Linked DNA regions of Homo sapiens: region 2 is linked to region 1. Evidence: read pairs that join two places in POLR2A ChIA-PET (ENCODE). Cell type or tissue: B cell. All regions are shown on one strand. Each heading gives the region's core, and the rest is flanking DNA. Links, peaks and the distances in the headings are about the cores only.

Region 1 (6,281 bases), core at 1,906-4,405:
GACAGAGCAAGATACTATCTCAAAAAAAAAAAAAAATCTCAGAGAAAGAAGCCCAGAGAATTATGCTATGTGAGTTACTCCCCAGGTGATTCTGAGCAACCAGCCAGAATTGCCGACCTGGGGCTGGACACACCTGTCCAGAGGCCAGGTTCTCATGGTACATAATAGGTGAGGTCCTATGGAAACACACAGCCAGGGACAAGAGTCATTCTGCGGCAGTTAGAGGATCCTGAGTGTGGAGGCGTGAGAGAGACAGAGCTGGGTCAGAGTGAGACAAAGGTCAGAGATAGAGACAAGAAAAGAAAACAGAGAGATACAGAGACATAAAGAGATAGACGCCCGGCACAGTGGTTCACGCCTGTAATCCCATCACTTTGGGAGGCGGAGGCAGGTGGACCACCTGAGGTCAGGAGTTCAAGACCAGCCTGACCGACATGGTGAAACCCTGTCTCTACTAAAAATACAAAATTAGCTGGGTGTGGTGGCACGTGCCTGTAGTTCCAGCTACTCAGGAGGCTGAGGCAGGAGAATCGCTTGAACCTGAAAGGGAGACGTTGCAGTGAGCCTAGATCCCGCCACTGTACTCCAGCCTGGATGACAAGAGCAAATCTCTGTCTCAAAAAAAAAAAAAAAAAAAAAAGAAGCAAATCTGTGTTTTCTGCACACTGCCTGAAAATGCATTCCCAGAGCAGAAGGCCACATTTCCGTGTGTATGCGTGACTGTGTTTCACATGTTGCTGCACGTAGTGCTGGGGTGTGCCAGGCCTAGGCCGTGATTGGATGTGGGAGCCAGATGCTGGGCTGGGAGGTTCTGGGTGGACCCTCTGTGCCTGTGCCAACCTGCCTCTAAGCAAGTGTCCTGGGCCAGCATTCTCCCCATCTGGCTCCTACTTTCTTTTCTTTTCTTTTTTTTTAGACAGAGTCTCACCCTGTCACCCAGGCTGGAGTGCAATGGCGCGTTCTTGGCTCACTGCAACCTCCACCTCCCGGGTTCAAATGATTCTCCTGCCTCAGCCTCCTGAGTAGCTGAGATTACAGGCGCCTGCCACTGCGCTCAGCTAATTTTTGTATTTTTAGTAGAGATGAGGTTTCACCATGTTGGTCAGGCTGGTCTCGAATTCCTGACCTCGTGATCTGCCCGCCTTGGCCTCCCAAAGTTCCGGGATTACAGTTGTGAGCCACCTCTCCCGGCCCAGCTCCTACTTTCTACACCGGCTCCATGTGACTGATGAGGACATGGCTCCGGGAGTCCTGGGGCCCACATGGATGAGTACAGGTTTAGATGTAAATCTAGGCACTGAGAGTGTTATGTTCGGGTGTGTGGGCTTGGGAATAGCCGTCCCAATAGAGGGGTACCATCTTTGGAGCTAGACTGAGCCGTGAGACCTTAGGCAAGTTAAGCGACCTCTTTGGGCCTCAGTTTGCACATCTGTAAAATAGGGATGTTAACTTTTATGGGGATGTGGTGAGTACCACCTAACATAATGGAAAGTGCTGCCATCTACTGATGGCTTGCTATGAATGTGCTTGTCAGCAAATTTTGCCTCTCTTAACTCAAAGGCCTCCAGAATCGATCCCTACTACCTCCTAGTCCAAGTCACCATTGGACTCAACTGGACCATGACAGTGACTGGTCTCCCTGACTCCACACTTGTCCTCCAAAGTCTATTCCCCACCTACAACCCAAAGGACCCTGTTAAAATAAAAAACAAGCCAGGCGCGGTGGCTCACGCCTGTAATCCCAACACTTTGGGAGGCTGAGGTGGGCAAATCACCTGAGGTCAGGAGTTCGAGACCAGCCTGGCCAACATTGGGTTGAGTGAAACCTCATCTCTATAAAAATGCAAAAAAAAAATTAGCCAGGCGTGGTGGCACGAGCCTGTAATCCTAGCTACTTGGGAGGCTGAGGCAGGAGAATCGCTTGAACCCAGGAGGCGGAGGTTGCAGTGAGCCGAGACCACGCCATTGCACTCCAGCTTGGGCAGCAAGAAAGAAACTCTGTCTCAAAATAAATAAATAAATAAATTAATTAACAAATAAGAAACAGTTCACATCCCTCTTTTGCTCAAAACCCTCCCATAGCTCCTGACCCACTCTGTAAAAGACTTCACCTCAGCCCATCGGGCCCTGCGGGATCAGCCCTTAGTCTCTCTGACCTCTTCTGCTCCAGTGCCCTCCCCACGTTCTCTCTGTCCACCCACACTAGCTGCCTCCGTGTTCCTCCAACACACCAGACATGTCTTCACCTTACACCCTTTGCACTTGCTTAGGCCACATATCTGCATGGCTTCTCCCAAACCAACTTCTAGTCTTTGCTCAAACATCACCTTCTCATTTAGGCCTTCCCTGACCATCCCATTTAAAATAGCAACCCCCAACCCCCTGTCTCTGCTTTTCCCAGCACTTACTACTTTCCAAAGTACTATATAATTTGCTTAATTTGCTCATTTGTTCATTTATTGTTGGTCATCCCCCTTCCAATTTCCAAAGAGTAAGCTTCCAGAACAGAGAGCTTTGTCTTGTTCAATACTGCATTCTCACAGTCTTTACCAGTGCCTGGCGTATAGTAGATGCTCAATAAATACCTGTTGATTGGGGCAGGTGCCGTGGCTCACACCTCTAATCCCAGCACTTTGGGTGGCCAAGGTGGGTGGATCACTTGAGGTCAGGAGTTCAGACCAGCCTGGCCAACATGGTGAAACCGTGTCTCTACTAAAAATACAAGAAATAGCTGGGCGTGGAGGCACAGGCTTGTAATCCTAGCTACCTGGGAGGCTGAGGCAGGAGAATTGCTTGAACTCAGGAGGCGGAGGTTGCAGTGAGCCCAGATGGTACCATTGCACTCCAGCCTGGGCCACAGAGCGAAACTCCTCTCAGACAACAATAACAACAACAACAAAAAATCGGTTGAATGAATGAATGATGAGTGTACATGCCAGGAATTGTGCTACAAGCTCTGGGTCTGCGAATTCACTGAATCGTCAGAACAGCCTGATTTGCTAAGCGCTGCGTATTAATGTCCCCATTTTACAAATACAGAAACAGAGTCAGAGAGGGGAAGTCCCTCGAACTGAGTGCAAAGGTCCTGAGGACTAAAGATGGATTATTCTGCCATCAGGGGCGTCCCTGCCGGCCTCGGTGTTGCCCGTGTGTAACTGCATTATTTCTGTGCTTATTTCTGGGCCCCGTCCTTGTTCGATCTGTCGCGTGGTCTTTCCTTATATCTCTGCGCCCCGACAGTTCCCTGTTGCTTCGGCCTCCACGCATGTCTCCGAATTTCTTGCTCCGGGGCCCTGATCTCTGTATCTCCTCTTTGCTGCGCCTCAGTCTCCGGGTTTCTGCGCCCTGAGGCCTCTGGGGGCCAAGGCCGAGGGTTTGGCGCGCAGGCCTGGGTGCTCCGTCCCGGCCCGGTGGCCTCCTGACCGCCCAGCCTCATCTGGCGGCCCTGGGGCGGGGCGGGGCCTGTTGCCTGGAGACCAGTGTTTTGCCGCAGCAAACTGGGTCTCTGGGCCACCGCGGGGGGGCGGCCTGGGAACCCGCGCCGGGCGTGGGAGCGCGCCCGGGAGGGGCGCGGGCCGGCCTTGGGCCTAGGGGCGGGGAGGGGCTCCGGGGTGGGGGGCGAAGCGGCTGGCTGGGGGAGGGGGGGAAATGGGGAACAGGATTTGGGGAGATGAGGTAGGGACATGGGGCAGTTCGAGGAGACAGGAGGGAACTGCGGGAGGCTGGGATTAGGAGGACAAGAGAGTGTATTGGGGTCAGTTGGAGGGAAGCGGGTGAGTCGGGGGCTAGGGAGGGCTGGGAGATATTGAGGAAAGCTTGGGGGAGCCCGGGGAGGGGATTGGGAGGGCCTGGGCAGGATAGTGGGGGTAGTTGAGGGGGTGGGAAGAGGGGCCCGGTATGGATGAGTGAAGGAAGGACCGGGGACACTGGAAGTTTAGGGGATTCGGGAATTACAAGCGATGAGTGTGAGGGCAGAGAGTTTCGGGGGGCGTTGGGAAGGTGTGAAAGGACGGGGTACGGGGTGTAGAGGAGAGAGGTTTGCCGGTTCGGAGAAAGAACCGAACTGCAGGGCCACAGGAGGGTAGAGTTGGGAGGAGATAGGATCCCCAGGGAGAAGGAGGCTAAACCGGGCCGGAAACAAGGGTGAATCAGAAGAGGGGGAGCCCCTGCCACTTCCAGGTTCCTGCGGGAGGGGCCCTCCTTGCCCATTGTCCCCGGCCCGGCCAGGACATCCGGCGACTTCCCTCGGGACGCGACGACGGGTTGTGTAACCCTGCCCGGCCCGCCTGCTCCCGGGGGCGGGGCCTGAGTCTGGACTCCCGGGTTCCTCTCCGCCCCCATCCCAAGGGAGACGCCTGGGTCGGGATCCTGGGGGAGCGGCTCGTGACGTCACAAGTGGGCGGAGTCCACCAACGGCGCGAACCCGTTTTCTTACTCACTGGCGATCTGGGATCTGGGACCCAAGGTGGGGAGGGGTGTTCTTAGCGATCCCCTTGGTTGAAGCAGCCCAATGACCGCGAGGGTAAACTGAGTCCCAGACGGTGCTGACCCTTTTCATTCGATTCATTCATTCAGTAAGATGTATGGAGCGCCGGCTGTGTCCCAGTTACTGCCTTAGGTGATGGGGACACAGCAGTGACTGATCCTTGCAGCCCCTGGGCGGACCCCATCCCAAACTGAGTGTGACTGACTACAGCCATACCTCCTTGGAGCCTGGCCTCCTTCACTAGACAAATCAATAAGATGGACCCTCACATCCAGGCAGCTGGGAGACCCCTCCCTAGTGCAGAGGGCACCACACATCCCTCAGCTCCTGAGTCCCTGGTCTGTGTGTGACTGCATCTCCCCTTCCTCCCCCGATGGCCTGTCACTTCCTCTTATCTTCATCCCCCCCGCGGGGCATGACTAGGGATGCTGGTCTTAAGGCAGTTGGCAAATCACTCAGACGTCATAACTAAGCCGGCTGTGCTATCACCGAGATGTGTCCCTGAGATGTCATTAAGCAGCCTGCTTCTTCTATACATACCTCTGGGGTGCTGTGGGTCTGAGGAGGGGCCACGCCCTGCTGCTGGTGGTTCCTCAGCCTGCCAAACAGAGTTATCTACTTCCATCCAAGCCCTCCATCAGAAGGTTCTGGAAGATGCCTTCCTGGCTACCCTTAGTCTTCTTCCAGGCAGCCTTCCTTGACTCCCCACCCCTGTCACCCTCCCTGGGATTTGTATCCTGGCCTGAACCTTGCCTCTTTGATCTCATCCACTTCCTTGCCTCAACTTTGAAAAGCCTTCAGAACCGGGCCCTCAAAAGGACACATCCTTGCACCTCTCCAAGCCTCAGTTTTCCCATCTCTAAAATGGGCATAGCAATGGGGTCTGGCCTACTCACTGAGTGCTGAATGATTCCAGCCACTTCATTTCTGTGATGGGCTTTGCATAGGCCAGGGACATCGTGAGAGCTCAGTGAATCCTACTGGCCAAGATACATAAAAAATAGTTAATATTGAGAAGTGGGGATCAGAGTGGGAGGGAAATTTACTTTTCCAAGGTATACCCTTTTGTAGTTACCAAAACTTTTTTTCTTTTTCTTTTTTTTTTTTTTGAGACAGGGTCTCTGTTGCCCACGCTGGAGTGTAGTGGTGCCATCTCGGTTCACTGCAACCTCCACCTCCTGGGCTCAACCGATCCTCCCACCCACCTCAGCCTCCTGAGTAGGTGGGACCACAGGTGCATGCCACCACACTTGGCTAATTAAAAAAAATTTTTTTCCCAGAGATGAGATCTCACTATAATGTCGAGGCTGGTCTTGAACTCCTGGGCTCAAGCAATCCTCCCACCTCGGCCTCCCAAAGTGCTGGGTGGGATTACAGGCATGAGCCACCGCACCTGGCCTCTAAACAGTTTTCAAAATTAAAAAAAATAAAATAAAAAAAAAGTGCTGTGCACAGTGGCTCACACCTGTAATCCCAGCACTTTGGGAGGCCGAGGCAGGCGGATCATGAGGTCAGGAGATCGAGACCATCCTGGCTAACACTGTGAAACCCCGTCTCTACTAAAAATACAAAAAATTAGTTGGGCGTGGTGGCATGCGCCTGGCCTGTAGTCCCAGCTACTTGGGAGGCTGAGGCAGGAGAACCACTTGAACCCAGGAGGCAGAGGTTGCAGTGAGCCGAGATCCCGCCACTGCACTCCAGCCTGGGTGACAGAGCAAGACTCCGTCTCAGAAAAAAAAAAAAAAAATTAGGCTGGACGCAGTGGCTTACGCCTGTAATCCCGGCACTTTGGGAG
Region 2 (6,281 bases), core at 2,252-4,751, 68 kb before region 1:
GGGGGATGCGGGTTAGCAGAGCAGAGGGCAGGAGGGAAGACAGAGGGGCCAGAAGGAGGCCAAGAGCCCAGAGCTGCACTAGGGACCAGCCCCTGCCTGACCTCAGTTTCCCTATCTCTACGCACCCCCCTCCACCACTGCCTGCTCAGGAAGAAGCTGAGGCTTGGGAGGGGAAGTGTGAGGCCTGCAGCAGGTTGGGGACCCATCCCAGACCTCTGAGCTCTTCCTCCAAAGGGACTTCCCGCTGCCCACCCCTCGCCTGGCTCCCCAGGGCACTAGCGGCCATTCCCCAGATACTCCCTGCTCTGTGTCTGGCCTATATTGGGTGGGGCTGGGGATGAAGACACAGCAGTGACCCAGACAGCTCCGGCACCACCCTCCTGGGGCTCACAGTCCAGTGTGGGAGACACAGCTGTCCCCAGACGGTACCAACCCAGGTTTAGGACCAAGGAGCCCAGGGTCTGGGGGTACCCTGAAGGAACGCCTGCCCCAGCCTGGAGAGTCAGGCAGGACTTCCTGGAAAAGGCAACGTCTGACTTAGCCTGGGTGGGAGGTGTCAGTAAACTGGTGCAGAGTTCAGGAGCTGATATCCCCAGACCTGGGTTCAAATCCCCACTGAGCCACCTACTTCATGTGACTCAGGCACATGACCTTCCCACTCAAGACCTCTTCTTGCCTGTGAACTGGGAAAATGACAGTCCCCACCTCCAGGGCAGTGGGGGAGGGGCACATGAATCTGGGCACCTAAAGGGCTTGGTACAGCCGGGTGTGGTGGCTCACGCCTGTAATTACAGCATGTTGGGAAGCTGAGGTGAATGGATCGCTTGAGCTCAGGTGTTCGAGACCAGCCTGGGCAACATGGTGAAATCCCGTCTCTACAAAAACGTACAAAGATTAGCTGGGCGTGGTGGTGTGCACCTGTAGTCTGAGCTACTCAGGAGGCTGACGCAGGAGAATCGCTTGAACCCAGGAGGTGGAGGCCGCAGTGAGCTGAGATCACGCCATTGCACTCCAGCCTGGGCGACAGAGTGAAACTCTGTTTCAAAAAAAAGAAAAAAAGCTAAGTGCTTGGTACAGCGTCCAGCACACGCCGAGAGCTCAGTAACTGTCAACATCCCTCTCATGGGCACCACTGGGGCCCGGGACAGCTACAACCCTCGGGACCCTCCCACCAGCCCCTCTGGGAGGTTCAATCCCCTCTCCCCCAGTGAGGAAACTCAGGCCTAGACAGGAACTCAAACAGGAAGTGACTTGCCCAAGGTCACACAGGGGAAGGGGAAGCACTGGTCTCCTCCCCACCCCACCCACACCAGGCTTTTTCCTGAAATGGGGAAGTTGGTGGTCAGAGGTTTCCGGGGACAGAAATTAGACACCCCCCGCAAAGCCTCTGTCTCTAGGAGGGCTGGGGGCTGGGTGTGACACTGATGCTGGGAAGTCAGGGCAGGGAAAGTCCCTAGGCAGACTCAGCTGTGGGTAGGGACCTGGGGTAGGGACCCTCAAATTTACCTAATTGTGCCATCTCCCTCTTACTAGGCATTTCAGGTGGATCAGGGGCCTTAAGCCCCTCCCCCAAAGTCACTCATTTTATTCTCACTGCAGCTTATCCAGAGAGCCACTCATTCTAATTTTGCAGGTGAGGACTAGAGGCCCAGAGAGGTTGAGTGACTTGCCCACAGTCACACAGCTACTGAGGAATAGAGTGAAGATGTGAATTCAGGCTTCCAAGCCTTAACCACCGGGAACTGTGTGGGCCCCACCCAAACACCAGGTGCCCTTTCCAGACAAACACAGCCTCGGGGGCTGTTTCTGGCTCCTGCTGCCCCTGGCAAGGCAGGGTTAAGGCCTCGGCCTCACCCACACCTGCCACCCACACCCAGGGCCGACTCTGGCCAGGAGCCCGGGGCTGCTGCTGCCCCGCCCTGGCTGCACTTTGCTCTCCCAGGCAGCCCTGCCCTACTGAGGCTCTGGACTGGCCGGAGAACAGGGCGCCTGCTGGGTGACCAAGGGGTGGTCTTGCCCCTCTCCAGGGAACACTATACCCATTGTAACAGAAGGATCCTGTTAAAACACGAGGTGGGGCGGGGAACGGTGGCTCATGCCTGTAATCCCAGCACTTTGAGAGGCCGAGGCGGGAGGATTGCTTTAGTCCAGAAGTTCAAGACCAGCCTGGGCAACACAGTGAGACCCCCCATCTCTAAAAAACAAAACAAACTAACAAAAACCTACAAGGTGGGATGTCTCTTCTTCTTCTTGAAGGCTCCAGGCTCCTACGGAATCAATGCCAAGTTCTCTCCAGGGCCTCCGTGATCTGTGTGTCCTCAGATCTCATTTCTTCCCGCTCCACTGTCCCTTGGGGACTCTGTTCCAGACCCTAGACCTCCTACCCCCATGCTGCTCTTCCCGCAGGCCAGACACATTCCTGCCTCGGGCCTGTGTGCTGCTTCTTCCTCAGGCCTAGCCTCTCCCCACTTTCAGGTCTCTCCTTAGATGTCACCCCTTCCAAGAAGCCGTCCCTCACTCCCTTAGCTGGAAACGCTTCTCTCCTTTTCATCCCCTGCTGCACATTTCATAGCAGTGACCCCTGCCCAACACAATATTTGTCTGTCTCCGCTGCCAAAAAGGCAGAAATTTGTGTCCCAGTTGTTCACTGCTGTGTCCCCAGAACCTAGAATGGCGTCCAACACATAGTAGGGACTCAATAGTTACGAAACATCTGTAAAAAAAGGCAAACTTTGGCCAGGGGAGGTGGCTCACGCCTGTAATCCCAGCACTTTGGGAGGCTGAGGCAGGAGGATCACTTGAGCCCAAGAGTTTGAGATTGGCTTGGGAAGGCTGGGTGTGGTGGCTTATGCCTGTAATCCCAGAACTTTGGGAGGCCAAAGCAGGTGGATCTCTTGAGGTCAAGAGTTCGACACCAGCCTGGCCAACATGGTGAAACCCTATGCCTACTAAAAATACAAAAATTAGCCAGGCATGGTGGCTCATGCCTGTAATCCCAGCTACCCAGGAGGCTGAGGCAGGGGAATCACTGAACCCAGGAGGCAGTTGCAGTGAGCCGATCTCAGACCACTGCACTCCAGTCTGGGAGACAGAGCGAGACTCTGTCTCAAAAAAAAAAAAAAAAAAAAAGGAGAGAGACTAGCTTGGGCAAGATGGTGACCTCCGTCTGTACAAAAAACTTTAAAATTAGCTGGGTGTGGTGGCGCTTGCCTGTAGTCCCAGCTACTCAGGAGGGTGAGGCAGGAGGATCACTTGAGTCCAAGAGGATGAGGCTGCAGTGAGCCTTGTTCAGGTCACTTGCACTCCAGCCTGGGCAACAGAGCAAGACTCCCTCACAGAGCAAGACTCCCTCACAAAAAAAGGCAAACTTTTACCTAGGACACCTAACATTTCTCAGTCAGCCTGGGTCCCAGACACTCTTCTTGGTGCTTGACACCAATTTCCCTGCTGCATGACTCTACAACCTCATGGGATAGGCTCTGACGCTCACCCTTTTGACAAGGGGGAATTGCAGGCACAGAGGAGTGAAGGCACTTGCCCCAGATCACACAGCAAGTAAGCAGAGGGGCTCATAGTTGAAACGAAGTTCCCACAAGTTCTTAACTTCATTTAAAGATGAAGAAGCAGAGCTAAATTGAAATTTTTAAAAGCCAAAGTACAAGGTAGTGTTGATCAGAGGCTTTACAAAACCAAAAAAAAGGTCGGGTGCGGTGGCTCATGCCTGTAATCCCAGCACTTTGGGAGGCCAAGGCAGGCGGATCACAAGGTCAGGAGTTTGAGACCAGTCTGGGCAACATAGCGAAACCCCGTCTCTACTAAAAATACAAAAAATTAGCCAGGCGTGGTGGCGGGCGCCTGTAATCCCAGCTACTTGGGAGGCTGAGGCAGGAGAATCACGTGAACCCAGGAGGCGGAGGTTGCAGTGAGCCAAGATCACGCCACTGCACCCCAGCCTGGGGGACAGAGCAAGACTCCGTCTCAAAAACAAAAACAAACAAACAAAAAAGGTAGGCTAGGCGCAGTGGCTCAAGCCTGTAATCCCAGCACTTTGGGAGGCCGAAGCAGGCGGACCTCTTGATGTCAGGAGTTTGAGACCAGCCTGACCAACATGGTGAAACCCTGTCTCTACTAAAAATAGAAAAATTTGCTGGGCGTGGTGGCGCGTGCCTGTAATTCCAGCTACTCAGGAGGTGAGGCAGGAGAATTGCTTGAACCTGGGAGGTGGAGGTTGCAGTGAGCTGAGATCGCGCCACTGCACTCCAGCCTGGGCGACAGAGCAAGACTCCATCTCAAAAAAAAAAACAGTGAGGAGCATATATAAATATATCTGCACTCAGAGTGGTGATATATGCAGAGACTGTTTCCCAAGACACTAACTGTGGCTGCCTCCATTGAGGGGAACTCAGGAACTGGGGAGGGAAGAAACAAATATTTTGTACCATTTATCTTTTGAGACAGAGTCTCTCACTCTGCACCCAGGCTGGCAGTGGTGTAATCTCAGCTTACTGCAGCCTCCACCTCCCAGGTTCAAGCAATTCTCCTGCCTCAGCCTCCCAGCCTCCACTTCCCGAGTTCAAGCGATTCTCCTGCCTCAGCCTTCTGAGTGTCCGGGATTACAAACGTGTGCCACCACGCCAGGCTAATGTTTCTATTTTCAGTAGAGATGGGGTTTGGGCGTTTGCCACATTGGCCAGGCTGGCCTCAAACTCCTGACCTCAGGTGATCTGCCTGCCTCGACCTCCCAAAGTGCTGGGATTACAGGCATAAGCCACCAGGCCCAGCCACCATTTCAATAATTTCAGTAAGTATTTCAAACTGCTTATTATTTGTTTTCTTATCATGGGTTGAAATTACCTATAAAAACCTAACTCACTACTTAAGTTCAATAAATAAAACTGTAAACTACACAAAAGCCAGAACGAAAATCCCATAGCCATAAAACGGGGGTGCGGGGGCTGTGAGATGGAAAGGAGTTCTGCCCATTTCCAGTGTGTTTTCCCGAAGTCTAGAACCCTCCATTGGACATGAGAACACTTTAATTTTCCAGCCAGCCCAGGACCCACTCCTCCCTGCAAGTCCCCACATTTTGGAAAACTCTAGCACATGGCGGATGAAAAGACGGTTCAAGTTGCCTCCTTGTTGTGTGGCTTTGCCTCTCTGAAACTCAGTTTCCAGCCCTGGAAACAATAACTCACTGGGTTCATTGTAAGGATTAAAAGAGATAATGGACAAAAAGCCCTAAACGCAGGAACTGTAACTTGGTACACGCTCCACATGAAGGAGAGAGCTTCCCATCACCAGAGGTAATCAAGCATGGTGAATCCGGTTTTCACAAAACTTGCAGTCTTACCCTTCCCTTCACTGTCCCCTGAACCCAAGACTTAGCCCATACCCTCCTTATACCATAAAACCTATGATACATATACACCACCCTTCCAAACGACAAATCTTCTTTTGTCGGGGATGGGGCTACTCTAGTCCCTTCCTCCTGGTGGGCCTCAGTTTCCCATAAGTGAATAGGAAGATAAATGTTGCAGCTTCGGTTTCATTTGGCTTATCTGAATTATCTTAAGAGTTTTCACAGTGAAAGCACGTTCCTTTTTTTTTTTCTTTTTCTTCATTAAGAACACGGAAAGCATGTTATCTCTATTTTTTTTTTTTTTTTGAGACAGGGTCTCACTTTGTCACCCAGGCTGGAGTGCAGTGGCAAGAATATGACTCATTGCGGCCTCAACCTCCCCAGCTCAAACGATCCTCTCGCCTCAGCCTCCAGAGTAGCTGGAACTACAGGCGCATGCCACCACACCCAGCTAATTTTTGTATATTTTGTAGAGACGGGGTTACACCATATTGCCCAGGCTGTTCTCAAACTCCTGGGCTCAAGCGATCCTTCTGCCTTGGCCTCCCAAAGTGTTAGGATTACAGGCATGAGCCCCGGCGCCTGGCCCTGTTTGAGTTTAATAGGCACCTTGCCTAACTTTCCTGTGCCTCAGTTTCCCCATCTATAAACTGAGTACCGGGGTGGGGAGGCCACAAGGTTGTAATAGTATCATTGTTCGAACTGCCATGAGGGGCCAGGTGTGGTGGCTGACGTCTGTAATAATAACACTTTAGGAGGTCGAGGCGGGTGGATCACCTGAGGTTAAGAGTTCGAGACCAGCCTGGCCATCACGGTGAAACCCTATCTCTACTAAAAATATAAAAATTAGCCGGGCATGGTGGCAGGCACCTGTAGTCCCAGCTACTCGGAAGGTTGAGGAGGAGAATCGCTTGAACCCAGG

What was found. Peaks named below come from ENCODE experiments on the same cell type or tissue, not always from the same donor. Only the 100,000 strongest peaks of a DNase experiment are listed, where the experiment ranks them.
Region 2: POLR2A ChIA-PET joins it to region 1 with 7 read pairs; 6 of 35 experiments call an interaction of 5 or more read pairs at or near these places.

Annotation. Positions count from the first base shown.
Region 1 is chr19:45,441,630-45,447,910 of GRCh38, reverse strand. It overlaps a transcript of ERCC1 not described here. Among named protein-coding and RNA genes, the nearest start is that of MIR6088, 8.1 kb to the right of the region's middle. RefSeq lists a silencer at 3,442-3,641. In B cell, for the core only: no CTCF peak of the experiment used is centred there; DNase peaks (open chromatin) are centred at 3,460 and 4,250; H3K4me3 peaks cover 1,549 bases; H3K27ac peaks cover 1,554 bases.
Region 2 is chr19:45,510,317-45,516,597 of GRCh38, reverse strand. The region is part of intron 1 of VASP (vasodilator stimulated phosphoprotein); the gene reads right to left. Among named protein-coding and RNA genes, the nearest start is that of VASP, 6.0 kb to the right of the region's middle. In B cell, for the core only: no CTCF peak of the experiment used is centred there; no DNase peak of the experiment used is centred there; H3K4me3 peaks cover 258 bases; H3K27ac peaks cover 2,463 bases.